2 separate regions of the Homo sapiens genome follow, and region 2 is linked to region 1. The links are chromatin loops, found by intact Hi-C in ENCODE. Cell type or tissue: heart right ventricle. All regions are shown on one strand. Each heading gives the region's core, and the rest is flanking DNA. Links, peaks and the distances in the headings are about the cores only. Region 1 overlaps ARK2N (arkadia (RNF111) N-terminal like PKA signaling regulator 2N). Region 2 has its middle 63 kb from the start of ARK2C.

What was found. A loop is a pair of places that touch in the nucleus more often than their neighbours do. Peaks named below come from ENCODE experiments on the same cell type or tissue, not always from the same donor. Only the 100,000 strongest peaks of a DNase experiment are listed, where the experiment ranks them.
Region 2: it touches region 1 in a loop (2.0-fold over the local background); 14 of 110 quality-filtered maps call a loop at or near these places.

The regions. Positions count from the first base shown.
Region 1 is chr18:46,209,909-46,217,275 of GRCh38, forward strand. It overlaps ARK2N (arkadia (RNF111) N-terminal like PKA signaling regulator 2N), which reads left to right. Exons shown (of 5, transcript NM_145055.5): 2 at 5,903-6,687. The coding sequence starts at 5,973. Among named protein-coding and RNA genes, the nearest start is that of ARK2N, 40 kb to the left of the region's middle. In heart right ventricle, for the core only: a CTCF peak has its summit at 3,645; no DNase peak of the experiment used is centred there.
Region 2 is chr18:46,267,488-46,274,854 of GRCh38, forward strand. No RefSeq gene overlaps it. Among named protein-coding and RNA genes, the nearest start is that of ARK2C, 63 kb to the right of the region's middle. In heart right ventricle, for the core only: no CTCF peak of the experiment used is centred there; a DNase peak (open chromatin) is centred at 1,364.

The DNA of each region.
Region 1 (7,367 bases), core at 2,580-5,079:
CAGATTATTGCATATAATCTGTTTTCCTCCACATTCACCACTGATCAAAAAGCAATATTTAATCCCCTTTTAAAAGGAGAGAAAAACATCAGATAAATCTCAACTTGCCTTTACCCATCCTCCTCTACCCTACCTTCTAGGACTTAAAAAAAAATACTTTCTCTCATAAAGAGAACATATTTACCTTGTAGAAATATTGTTCTGCCTGCTATGTAGAGAACAGGTTGGTGCATAGGAGAAAGACTGAGTTTGAAGAGACAGGTGATGATAGTCAATACTATTGAAAATAAATGATGGAGGTTGTGTCTAGAGTGGTGACAGCGGATATGGAGAATAGTGGACAGACTAGAAAACTATTAAAGAGGTGGGATTGATAGGAGTTAGTGAATGATGGACATGGTGAATGATGGGATGCAGTGAGTAAAGAAGAAGGCATTGTCAAAGATAACTCAGGCTTTTGACATGAGCAACTGAGATAATAGCAATAGTAGTACTATTTACTGAGCTAGAGAAAGCCAGAGAAGGAGCAGAGTGGGGTAGATCAGAGATGATCTGGATTTGAATATGATGTGATTGTGGTACCTTTCCAAAATCTAAATACAGATGTCAACTGGGTATTTGGGTGGACTGGTATAGAGCTCAGAGATCTGAGTTGGAGAAATAAAATTACTAGTCTAGGGATGGTATTGGAAAATGTGGGTTTAGAAGAGCTCACTTTGGGCCAGGTATTGTGGCTCACACCTGTAATCCTAGCACTTTGGGAGGCCGAGGTGGGTCGATCACTTGAACTCAGGAGTGTGTAACCAGCCTGGGCAACATGGTGATACCCCGTCTCTACAAAAAATACAAAAATTAGCCAGGCATGGTGGCTTGCACCTGTAGTCTCAGCTACTTGAGGGGGCTGAGGCGGGAGGATCACTTGAGCCAAGGAGGCAGAGGTTACAGTGAGCCAGGATGGCGCCCCTGCATTCCAGCCTGGGCGACAGAGTGAGACCCTGTCTTAAAAAAAAAAAAAAAAGAACTCACGTTGGTGGATGGGAAAAGGACCTAGACCTAGGATTAAATCCTGAGATTTGGTAGAGGAAGTTAAGCCTACAAAGTAGATTGGGAAGGACTAACCAGAAGAATAGAGAAACCTTGAAGCCAAAGAAAGGCATTAATTGGTTTAAAGAGCAGAGAGAGTCGTCAGGCATAAAATGTTGCTTAAATATTAAGTAAAATTAGGGCCAAAATATGTTGGATTTAGAGATAGTGAGGTCATTAATGACCCTGGTAATAAATGTTCCACTGGTTTTTTTTACTTTTGTTTTTATTTTTTGAGACAGGGTCTTGCTCTGTTATGCAGCCTGGAACGTACTGTTGCAAACACGGCTCATGACAGCCCTGACCCCCTGGGCTCAAGGCATTCTCCTTGCTGAGCCTCCCCAGTAGCTGGAACCACAGCATGTGCCACCATGCTCAGCTAAATTTTAAATTTTTTGTAGAGATGGGGTCTTGCCATGTTGCCTAGGCTTGTTCCACTGGTTTGATAGAAGGAGATGTCAGGTTGCATTGGGTTGCAGAAGGGAGTGTGAGAGTTAAGGAAATAGAAGTTTATACAACTCTCACAATAAGATTGACTGTGAAAGACGAGCATGATACCTGGAGAGGGAGATGTGAGATTGAAGGTGATAGGTCAAAGGAGGATTTCAAAAATGAATGAATGGTCCAGTTGGGTGTGGCAGGTGGACGAGAGCCAAGGAATAATCAATAATGTAAGATATTAGGGAAATGAGAGGGAGATGAGCTCTAGTACTCATGTAGAGGAGGTTGCGTTTAGATTGGAGGGAAGAACAGCATGGGGGAAAGTGCTGTTCTAATAGGAAAAATGTTGTGTATTTATTACTTCACTGAATATAAATTTACTGTCAACATTAACCCAGAGGGTTGATAGCCTTTTATGCCATTTATGTGATGCAATTCCTATTTGACAATTATATCATTTTATACTGCTAGCTACTTGACTGTTCCTACCAGAAAAACCTATTTTTTTCCCCTTGACCAAAAACAATATATGCAGTAAATAATCTGGTTGTATGGAAAGATTAATCTTTATGTATGACATCATTTCCCCCTGTGGTTAGGGCACTTCGTTTTTATTCCACTGAAGGGAGTTTAGTCAGAGCTTATATTTTCACTTTCTGTGACTTTTTTCTCCTGTATTTAATTAATTATAGCAAAATTCCACTATAGGAAGAAAGCATAGTAGAATTTATTGACTAAGCTTGACCCAAAGAGTAGTCTAGTGTTATGGCCCCAGAAAAGCACAACTTCTTTTTCTTCAGAAGACTTTTATGTCAGAGTGGATTTTTGAATAGATAATGTTTGTATACATCACAAATTCAAGAGATACAAAACTGCATACCACACTGTCTTCTCCTGTTCCCTTATTCACCTGCTTTCCTTCTCAACTGGTATTACTATTTTCTTAAGTATCTTTCCAGAGTCTATGCATCTACAGATAAACTCATGTAAATATAGTTTTGTTATTTATTTACATAAATGCTATAATGTATCTTTTTTCATTAAAATTGCGTGAGAACTGTTTCTTACCTCTCTATATAAAGTGCTTTCTCATTTTTTTAATGGCCACATTGTATGAACATACCATGATGAGCTAACTTTTGTCCTGTTTGTGGTCAATACTAGTCTTTTGTGATTGATTTGAGCATATTTAAGTGGTTTTGACTGCAATACCGGTTACTAATTTAGGTAGTATAAATTAAATCTCAGTTAACACTCAAATTTAAGGAACTTGAAAGATAATCATTAAATTGAATGATGTGCCATATTGTCATTTTTTTTTAACAGGGAAAAACAATCTAGATTTACCTGTTTTATCCACACAACTTATTTCTTGAAGAAACAAGCGTTGTATGGTCATTTTAACAAATTTACTTTTTAGTCTGATGCTGTATTATGTACTTTGAAAATATCCAGTGCTGCCTTCTTTCACAAATTGAGACTTTTGATGCTTGTCCTATATAGCTGACATTAATTCCATCTGAGTATATTTTCTCAGATATTTTAGCTTTAAGAAGAATTTTTTTTTTTTTTTTTTTTTTTTTTTTGGAGACTAAGTCTCACTCTGTCGCCCAGGCTGGAGTGCAGTGGCGGGACCTCGGCTCACTGCAAGCTCCACCTCCCGGGTTCAAGTGATTCTCCTGCTTCAGCCTCCTAAGTAGCTGAGATTACAGGTGCCTGCCACCACGCCTGGCTAATTTTTGTATTTTTAGTAGAGATGGGCTTTGACCATCTCGGCCAGGCTGGTCTTGAACTCCTGATCTCGTGATCCACCTGCCTCGGCCTCCCAAAGTGCTGGGAATACAAACGTGAGCCACCGTGCCCAGCCTTAAGAAGAATCATTATTCCAGAATATACAATTTGAATCTCCATAATAGAATTAACTCTCATTTTTATTCAGTTAGAAAATCTTTGTCCCCCCCACTGCTAAATTTGACTGGCTTAAAAAAAAGAACTTGGGTTTATTCCTCATACCTGGGGGTATTTTGTATCTGTGAATATTTTATTTCGTGTTTGTATTGACAGCATGCTTTATTTATAACGGTCTCCGTTGGTTTAACTGTTACTCCCTCTGTTGGCTTTCAGAGGTGTTACATTTTTTTGTAATGGTGTCAGAAAAAATATTTATGCTGATTTTCACTTAGCCTCCAACATTAGTATTATAATTGATACAAATATGCTTGTGAAGTAGGCTACACACAAGATTGTTTTATTTATTTTTTATTTATTTTATTTATTTTTTTGAGATGGAGTCTTGCTCTGTCACCCAGGCTGGAACGCAGTGGCGTGATCTTGGCTCACTGCAACCTCCGCCTCCCAGGTTCAAGCAGTTCTTTTGCCTCAGCCTCCCGAGTAGCTGGGACTACAGGCGCTCGCCACCATGCCTGGCCAATTTTTGTATTTTTAGTAGAGACGGGGTTTCACCATGTTGGCCAGACTGGTCTCGAACTTCCAACCTCAGGTGATCCACTTGCCTCCACCTCCTAAAGTGCTGGGATAACAGGTGTGAGCCACCACTCCTGGCCTAGGATTGTTTTAAATTAACAGATGTTTCAGTGGCCATGAATGTTCTGGTTTCCATGAATGTGTTAAGGAAACTTAATCAGAATGCCTGTTTTATCAACAGCTGAGAACAGGGCTATGAAAAACAACAGGCATATAGAATATTTATGTTTGTATTAAGCAAAAAGTGGGCTTGGCATGTTAGATCTGTTTTAAAGGATTTTGCAAATATTTCCTAGTTTTTGTCTGCTATAGATTGAACTATCTAGGTAACTTGATGGAGTGAGATGATGGAGATGCCATATTGCACCTAGCATACCGTATAGAATAATGGTTATGTGTGTCTGTGACCTATGGACATGATAGTTGCTTTCTGTAATGTAACACATACAGGGCAAGGTATTTACTTGTTTTCCATATTTAGCATCCTCTTTAAAAACCACCAGATTTTCAATAGGTTCTTGGAAACTGCGACTTTAAATGGAACAAGATACTGCTGGTCTTTGAATGATGTCCTTTAGTTATAAGGTTAATGAGAAAAATTGGTTTTGTTAAATGTCATTTCACTTAAAGTCTCAGTTTCCAAGAACCTGTTGACAATGTTAAGTAAGGACTTAACTGTATATAGGTCATAAGCTTTTGAGGTTAAATATTATGTCCTGTACCTGTATGGTTAATTGGAGTTGTATCACTCACAGTGGTGGTAGAGTGTTAGGTTCTAAATTTAGCATACAAAGTGTACAATGGGTGTAGAGTATTTTCTCTTAAATCCCTTTATTCATTCATAGAATATACTAGGCTTTCTGGGTTCTGTATTTAGTGACCATTGTGGATAAAACATCTATTTAAACACTAGACTCAAATTCAGCATGATGAGGTATGTGGGAGCTAGGTAGGATTGAGGAAGCATCAAATTCTGGCTTTTCATCTTAATGCTTCACTAGAGCAACTCCTATTGAGGGGACTGCAGACAAGTTGGATGCATAGTATTTGGTTGCTCATTTGCCAAATGCATGTAGTTGGAGTGTGTTTGTGTTTTTGTTTTTTTAAACATAAATGTAGGGGCCAGGCACGGTGGCTTACTCCTGTAATCCCAGCAGTTTGGGAGGCCACAGTGGGTGGATCACTTGAGCTCAGGAGTTCGAGACCAGCCTGGGCAACATGGTGAAATCCTGTCTCTACAAAAAATACAAAAATTAGCCGGGTGTGGTGGTGTGCGCCTGTAGTCCCAGCCATTTGGAAGGCTGAGGCAAGAGAATTGCTTGAGCCAGGGCAACGGAGGTTGCAGTGAACTGAGATTGCACCATTGCACTCCAGCCTGGGTGGCAGAGTAAGACCCTGTCTCAAAAACAAACAAACAAACAAACAAAAACATTTGATGTTTCTCTATTGTAACTCCCCTCCTCCCACCTCCTTTCTTTTTGGATTTGAATGTAAAAGTAGTCATTCCAGGTAATGCATTTCTAGACTAGTTTTAAAGCATTCTTTTTCATTTATATCAAAGTCAATGAATGCATATTAATTATATCAGAGTTTTGAAGATTTCTTTGTAGAACACTTTAAATAAAATTGTAAACTTGAAAATGTTCATTACATGTTGGCCTTTCAAGTTAGAGGATTAATATTATGGCATTTTTAGTAGCTCAGTATGCTTAGATTTTGACCGTATTAAGTCCTTTGAATTTGACTGTTGATCAAACAAGCAGATAATAATATATATATATTTTAAAGGCCTGTGTAATAGTAAGTTTTGCCCCACCCACTTAGAAAGGTAGGCATGTTGTGTTGACTAAATAATCTGGCATTCTGTTTATTGACTTTGTGTGTTTTTGTACAGGTTGCTTTCCTGTTGCATCTTTGATATCATTTCCTAGACTCTACTCCATGATTTAACTTGAAATTCTGAAATGAAGATGGAGGAGGCAGTGGGAAAAGTTGAAGAACTCATTGAGTCCGAAGCCCCACCAAAAGCATCTGAACAAGAGACAGCCAAGGAGGAAGATGGATCTGTAGAACTGGAATCTCAAGTTCAGAAAGATGGTGTAGCGGATTCTACAGTTATTTCTTCAATGCCCTGCTTGTTGATGGAACTGAGAAGGGACTCTTCTGAGTCTCAGTTAGCATCCACAGAGAGTGACAAGCCTACAACTGGCCGAGTTTATGAGAGTGACTCCTCTAATCACTGCATGCTTTCCCCTTCCTCTAGTGGTCACCTGGCTGATTCAGATACGTTGTCTTCCGCAGAAGAGAATGAACCCTCTCAGGCAGAAACGGCGGTAGAAGGAGACCCTTCAGGAGTGTCTGGTGCCACAGTTGGGCGCAAGTCTAGGCGGTCCCGATCTGAAAGTGAAACTTCCACTATGGCTGCCAAGAAAAACCGGCAATCCAGTGATAAACAGAATGGCCGAGTCGCCAAGGTTAAAGGTCATCGGAGCCAAAAGCACAAGGAGAGGATCAGGCTACTGAGGCAGAAACGGGAGGCTGCTGCAAGGAAGAAATATAACCTGCTGCAGGACAGTAGTACCAGTGATAGTGACCTGACTTGTGACTCAAGCACGAGCTCATCAGATGATGATGAAGAGGTTTCAGGGAGCAGCAAGACAATCACTGCAGAGATACCAGGTAGAGGATGTTTTTTAAACTGACTGTAAAGTACCTGATGGCATTTCTCAGCTATCAGGTTCAGTTAGATGAGTGACACTTGAAAAAATCCAGGAGACCTGCAGCTCTGTGTAAATTTGAAGACTGCAGTCTATTAACAAGACATGGCCAATTTATAAAACCTGTTCTGAGGTTTCCAGTGAACTTTAGCACATCAGGAAAAACAAAATTAAAGGGTTAATGATAGGGACAAGATTATTTTTAAGTAATGGAATTTCTCATAAGTCTGTCTGTAACACATTACCTGAACTCCCAATCATTGCCTTTTTGGCACTGCTTAGATTTAATACTCACTGTTCGGCATCATTACTGAGTACATTCTCCTCAGGAATAGGCACCTTGCTTTATTATATAGCCACTGCACTTGAGCTTATAGTGTCTGAAATAACACATTCTATCTTTTGTTAAAGTTTTCTAATAATTTTTCCTCCAAAAACAGTAGTTTTATGTGTTTCCCCCATATTCAATGCATGAGAAGCTAGTTATCCTTGTTACAAATCTTTCTATCCTCACGTTGAAAAGAATGTCTTTCTGAAAAATTTCCCATTAGTTCCCCAAGTTTTAAAAAAGTTTGTTAGAAATCCGCTTGTTCTAGCTCTCATTGGTATAAGGGTCTGTAACTTATTACATATTTGGTAAAT
Region 2 (7,367 bases), core at 33-2,532, 55 kb after region 1:
TTAATTTGGTTATTAAAATGATAGGAACTACCATATTAACACCTCATGATGTTTGTAACTTATCTTCACATAAAGGGGAATGAGGAACCAGGGAGAGTGAAACCTCTTTTTATTAAAACATTCAACTCCTGAATCTCTTAGTTTTCCTCAAGAATTTTTGGTTCTGCTTGTACTGGAAAATGATCTGTTAACAATTAGGAAACACAATATTAACTAGTAGGAAATATCTTCAGATTTTTGAAATTGTTCTTTTATACCACCCTGTATCTGAGACGTAGACATATTAATACCTATAAGAAATCTTTGGCTGGGTGCAGCGGCTCATACGCCTGTAATCCCAGCACTTTGGGAGGCCGAGGTGGGCGGATCATCTGAGGTCAGGAGTTCGACACCAGCCTGGCCAACATGGCGAAACCCCGCCTCTACTAAAAATACAAAAATTAGCTGGGTGTGGTGGCGTGTGCCTGTAATCCCAGCTACTCAGGAGGCTGAAGCAGGAGAATCGCTTAAACCCAGGAGGCAGAGGTTGCAGTGAGCCAGGATCGCGCCAGTGCACTCTAGCCTGGGCAACAAGAGCAAGACTCTGTCTCAAAAAACAAAAAATAAAAATAAAAAAAGGAAAACTCTTCTTTGACTCTAGAAGGAAACTGTTTACCTAGGATCTCACGTTTGAACCCTTTTGCCCTTGGATACTGCTTTTGAAGAAGAAACTAGGCACAAGTAAGTAATATAACCTGTAGCTAGTGCTTTATGTCATTTGGGCTGCTTCTTTCTGTTCTTTTGCAGGCATTTGGCCTTTCCTTCCCTTACTGTTTTGTTTTTCAGAGTAGATACCAACTATTTATAATTATAGTCTAATTACAGATAAAGAATCTTTACCAAATATATATGTATCTTTTCAGCTCCATTTTTGCAACCTAAGTAAAGTGAATTTCTTCTAGGTTTTGTTTTAACCACACTTGGAACCAAGTGCTCTATGAAAGAGCGATCCTCCTAGGTCATTGGTAGGCACGATTTTTTTTTTTTTTTCATGATTCCATGATTGAAAGCACTGATTCATAGAATTAGAGAGGTTCTGGCCTATAGTGGAACTTTGGCTGGGAGAATCTGCCTGGAGCAGAAGAAAGCAACAGTAAGTAGTGGTAGGAGCAGTGAGTTCAGAAAAAGATGCAAGTAATGATCATGAGTGTCAGAAATTTGGAAGGAGCACCCATTCACCTGATACTCTCTGTTGGTTTAATTCATTGTACACGTGACATGCCTTCTAGGTGGTGATGGCTTTAGGCAGGGATCTCTCTGTGTGATGAGGATTCCCTGCCAAGCCTTGAGGACCCATTTGATAGGGTAGTGTGAATGATGAGAGTGAGTGCTGGCAGCGAAGTCAGCCCTCAGAAAGGAAGTGTGGCAGCAGCAGCTGGTATAATCTGCTCATAGACCCTGGCCTGCTGTTGGGAACACACCTTGGTTGTAAATTATATCTGTCTAGCTTCTTACCCTTTAGTGAAGGAAGCTATTTGGTGCCAACTTTTTCTTTTTTATTAAAATTTTTTTTTCCCCATTGGCCTTGCTGAAGCTTTTAGAAGATACCAGCTTTTTCTTTTGTGCTTTGGTAATTGACATCTCAGAGTCACATCTGTTCCCCTTTCATGATTGCTCCATCCCGAGAGTGGAAAGGTAAAGTGTAGTGGACTGTTGAGCCCTCACTTTTGTGACTGATTCTAAAGCAAGCAAATCTGACTTGAGGATGGATCTTGAATTCTGCAGCATGAGAGGGTTAGATCAGAGGCCAGGTGAGTGAGTTTAGGCCTGACCCAGGGAACAGGAGATCCCAGAAAGGCCAAGTGACTGCTATAGGATTTAGTTTCTGCACCTGTAAAATGAAGAATGTCTTGGGTTTCTTTTTTGAAAGTAAAAGGCTATGTGATTTTAGGGGATGATTCATTGTTCTGCAGAGCCATCAGGCTTTTCAAGCAGTAACTCAAGAGAGCTGCTTACTCCAAAAAACTGCTCAAAAGACTGTAGTTCTGTCATCTCACTTAAGCCTTGGGAAGGCTTTGGATGACTAACACCAACAGAACCTTGAATTTCTACAAGCGATTTTCAAAGTTTTAAAAGAATGTTTATTTCAAAAGTTTCACATGGGGTAAGAAGTACAGATTATTATCCTAATTTTACAGATGGGAAAACTGGTAACAGAAGAATAACTGTGTATTTGGATTTACATAGGTAGACTTTGTGAGAGTAGATGTTTTAAAAAAATGACTCAAATTAGTACCTTTTAACTGTTCAGAAAAACAAAACCTCAATTTTCTGGTTTTCCTGCCCATTTTCTCTGCTTCTTCACTTGGGGCAGAGAAAAAGCAAGTTGCAGAATATGCACTACATGCTGCTATTTGTTTGAAATTTTAAAAGACAATATAATACTGCATACAGATAAAGGATACATACACATCTAGTAAGAGTATAAACATGCATGAGAATAATAAACACCAAATTCAGGGTAATAGTTGCCTCTGGAAGGGGAGGTATGGAGGGGTCACAGAGGACTTCAGCTTTATTGGTAAAATTTCATAAGTTGGGTAGCAAGGACACAAATGTATGTTATTCATTGTACCTTTTTGTATATTTTAAATATTTCATAATCAAATTTTTTCCTGAGAATGAAAACTCTTTTGTGACTTTCCCAATGTTAGTGGAAACAAATAAGATCTGAAGCTGATTCCCTTTAGAAACTCTCAACACTTCTTAGCTATGTTCACCAAATGCGTGAGCATTGATAAATTAGACTTTATCAAAAAAAAAAACTTGTGCCTCAAAGGACACCATCAAGAAAGTAAAAAGACAGCCCACAGAATGGGAGAAAATATTTGGAAATATTGAATCTGATAAGAGACTTGTATCTGGAATATATAAAAAACTTGCAACTCAATTCTAAAAAAAAAAAAAAAAAAAAATCCAATTAAAAAATCAGCGAAGGATCTGAATAGACTCTTCTCCAAGGAAAATATACAGTTGGTCAATGAGCACATGAAAATATGCTTAACATTTCCATCAGAGAGATGCCAGTCTAAACCACAATGAGATACGACTTCATACCCACTAGGATAACTAGAATAAGAAAGATAGGTATTGGTGAGGAAGTGGAGAAATCAGAACTGTCATACATTGCTGGTGGGAATATAAAATGGTCAGCCACTTTGAGTTTGGCTGTTCCTCAAATGGTTAAACCTAAGAGTTACAATGAATGTTGATAGCAGCATTATTCATAATCGCCAAAAGGAGAAAGAACCCAAATGTCCATCAGCCAATGAGTGGATAAACAAAATATGGTGTAGCCGTGTAAGTGAATGTTACTCGGCTGTAAGTAGCAATGAAATGCCAATACATTCTACAACATTGATAATCCTTGAAATCACGATGTTAAAGGAACCAGTTACCAAAGACCACATATTATTCCATTTACAGAAAATATCCAGAATAGATAAGTCTATAGAAGTAAAGTAGATTAGTGGTTGCCAGAGGCTGAAGGAGGTAGAAATAGGGAGTGACTGCTCATAGGTAAGGGGATTCTTTTTGGGGTCTTGAAAATAGTCTAAAAGTAGAGTGGTGATGGTTGCATCTCTGAACATTTCAGTAGCCCACCCTTATCCATGGTTTTGCTTTCTGTGGTTTCAGTAACCTGCCAATTGCAGTCTGAAAATATTAAATGGAAAATTTCAGAAATAATTCATAAGTTTTAAGTTTCACACTGTTCTGAGTAGCATGATGAAATCTCACACCGTTCCTCTCTGTCCCACCTGGGTCATGAATTATCCGTTTGTCCAGCGCATCCATACTGTATATGCTGTCTGCTCATTTAGATACTTACTAGCTGTCTTGTTTATAAGATTGATGAAAAGAAGAGTGAGTATAGTACGGTAAGATTTGAGAGAGACAACATTCATATAACATTACTGTATATTGTTAAAATTCTATTTTGTTAATCTCTTACTGTGCCTCATTTATAAATTAAACTTTAGGTATATATGCATAGGAAAAAACACTATATATAGGGTTCAGTACTATTCATGGTTTCAGGCATCCACTAGGGGTCTTGGAATCTATCCCCGGCAGATAAGGGGACTGTTGTACTAACCAGCATTGAATTGTGCACTATAAACGGGTGAATTTTATGGTATGTGAATTATATCTCAATAAAGCTGTTACATGAAAATACACATAACCTTTGGAATTGAGGGTATAGTGCCTTAAGCTGTTAATACCATGTTGTGAATAGGTACCACACTTGAGAAAATGAGTTGAGATAGTGGAGGAAGAAAGGATAGTAGGAAGGTATAACTCAGCTACAGGGGACCCCAAAGACCAAGATGGCAGTTACTGAAGGCAAGCATGACCAACTTTCTCCCTGGCTGCAGGCTTCCCTGACCCCGAGATGTGCCTTTAGTGGGAGACCTATCCTCTGTGAAGAGAAATGTAGCTTGCTGAGGTTTCTGTGCCTTCCAAACCTGCCACCCAAGGGCGAAGATTATTCAGAAAGAAACTAACCTTTATTCCCTGCTGAAATTAGAGTGCTTATCAACTTCCAGGGAGTGTTCCACAGACAGGCTTTTGGGAGGTGGGGTGAAGGATGCAGGCGTTTTTCCCCTCTGGGCAAGAACATCACCATAGCTTGTGAGTTCCTGGGCCTTCCCCTGGCTTTTGCCCAGAAAGTTTTGCAGTCGCTCCGACATACCTGCCAGAGAGCCCATAACTCTATCCTTGGGCAGTGAGGTGGGGATGGGGATGCTTTCTCATTATACATGCCCTTTCCTTCTGAGATGCTGCTTCCATGATTCCCACTCCCTCTCTTGGTTGCAAGCTCTGAGAGTCACTGTCATAACTGCTGAAATTTCGTGGCATTCCTTAGGGCTGTGAAGGCAGAAAACATGCTGGGACCTTGGCTTCAGTCAGTGCTGGGCACTTCTCTTTGGTCTATTTAATAGTCTTCTACATCTCCTCAAGTCTTGGCTAAATTCTTGCTGATTAGCTCTTTGGGCTCTTGGTAGAGTGGATTCATTTGCCATAACATTAAAAGTGGATATCTTAAGAATGCAAACCTTTTATTCAGGTGAAATATTCAAAAATTTTTCAGCATCCTTTCAGGCACCAACCAGTTAGAATTAACACTGGAGGTGTGGCTGCCACAAGTTCCTGGCAACCGCAGTCTGTGACAGATATGGAATTAACCCTAACACTGCTACACTGTGTGAATCCTGGCAGGGCTGCCAGGGTGGTGAGGAAGGCACTCAAGCAGCTCAGGGCAGGGGCCCCTTACCAGCTGGAACTGAAGTATGTCATTGTTTTAACAGCCAATAGAACCAAAGAATACATTCGCTTAACCTCCCCGGACCTCAACTTCTTCACTCATAAAATGGGGATAATAGTTCCTACCTTACAGGATTGTCATAAAGAGTTAATGAGTGGAGGCCTAGTTCACTCCATCCATCTTGTCAGCTCTACATTGGTCCTTGTTTGGCTAGCTCAGCTGAGAAGTGTGCATAACAAAATCTGTCTGTAGGCCTGCCGTCTATTTCACAGCAACACAGTTAAAGCATTACATGCATCCTTGAGACATAAATGAAGTACTTTAGAGAAAGGAGCAAGCAACAGTTGGGTATGTGATAACTGGCCTGGGGTGGTGAAAAGTCACAAGTCCCAAGATCTAGTTTTGGGTCATGTCTTCATTGCTAACAAGCTGTGTGACCTACGAGGCCAGCCACCTCTCTGGTTCTTACCTTCTTCATCTCTAAAAGGGAGGATAGTTGTATGCCTACCACCGTCCCTAGATTTGGGGGGAGGGATCAAATAAGGTAACAAGACAGCAGTTTGGAATTTGCAGATTCAGATGACTATAGAAGCAAGGCTGTTAATGGAAATAATTCGTTGGTCCAGATAAATGGGGAGTGTGGCAAACTGGATAGAGTTTATGCCAGTCTAAAGGAGGAAGCTGCAACTGTTATGAAAGTAAATGTTCAGTATTGCCATATCTATGGATTTTTCAAGAAAAGATGGAAATCTGGATTTTAAAAATGTAGATGTGGAATTTCTGATTTGTAAATGTTCATGTGTGGCCATGGTCAGGTCTACTGAATATAAAGCTTGAAAAGACCTGTTGGTGCAGGAAGAAAGAAAAATTGGGTGGACTGTCACCGATGTGCCACCTTCCCCACTCCACACTGTGAGCCTTCTTGGCACGGGATAAAAAACAGCCTAGGGTGGTTCTGGTGTTCTGACCCCCATTTTTGTGCAGACTACTGAGACCTGGAGTTTTAATTGAGGTACTGCTGTAAGGGACTGAGTGCACCCAGGGAGCTGTGGTCACTTGCATCCTTGGTCTGACGTTTCCTGTGTACATCTCTGGCTGGCTAGACAGATAACCAAAGAGAATGGAGGCCAGCTCTGGGTCATCAGTCTTGAAAGTCTTATAACCTGGATCAATCCTGTTTGTCCTCTCAGCCAGGAACTGTGTGGGCCAAACAACACTTGTCTGCAGGACTGGTTTAGCTTGAGGGCTGGGGGTTTACTACCTCTGGACTATGCACATTTCACTGGTTGAGCCAGTGCTTGGTATTTGCTATGTGCTAGGCACTCAGCCAGACCCTGGGGCAATCCTCATCCTCAGGTAACTACCTCTGTCTGGTGTAACAAACTATTGTCACAAAACCTGACAAATGCTGCTAAGATTAGCACTCAATGCAGGGTGCTTTGAGAACAAAAAGGCTCCCTAAACTAGCTGGTGGGATGGAATGAATGAATGATGGAGGAGCTCCTGGAGAAGGCAATAGTTCAGCTGAGTTTGAAGGATGAGTAGGAATTAATGGAATCCAGGGAGGTAAAGAGTGGAGGGTGTGGGTAGGAGTCATTCAGATTCAAAGTTCAGGCATGGCATGGAGGTGAGAGAGAGCATGGCTCAGTAGAGGGACTAGTAGTTGGGAGAAAGCAGAAGTGATAGGGAGCAAGCTGGAGACGTAAGAGCTATGTGGCAAAGGACCTTGAATGCCTCACTAACATTCCACAGACATTCCACCTCTGGAAACCAATAGAACATGTTTATTACCTGCAAAAAGCCTACTGTTGGAGGTAGAAAATGGGCATCTAGATACATAAATGCAACAAAGATGTACCTCTGAAATGATGGGGAACAATGTAAGTATTGTATAGAAGAGAGGAATAAGAGCCACTCTCCCTGGCAGTGGAGTGAATTAGAGGAGAATTGATATTGGAAGTAGGGAATTTTATTAGGAAGCTTCTGCAGGCATCAAAACAGATAAATGATGAAGGCTGAATCAAGGCAGTGGGAGGGGAAATGGAAAGGAGAGGTCAGAATG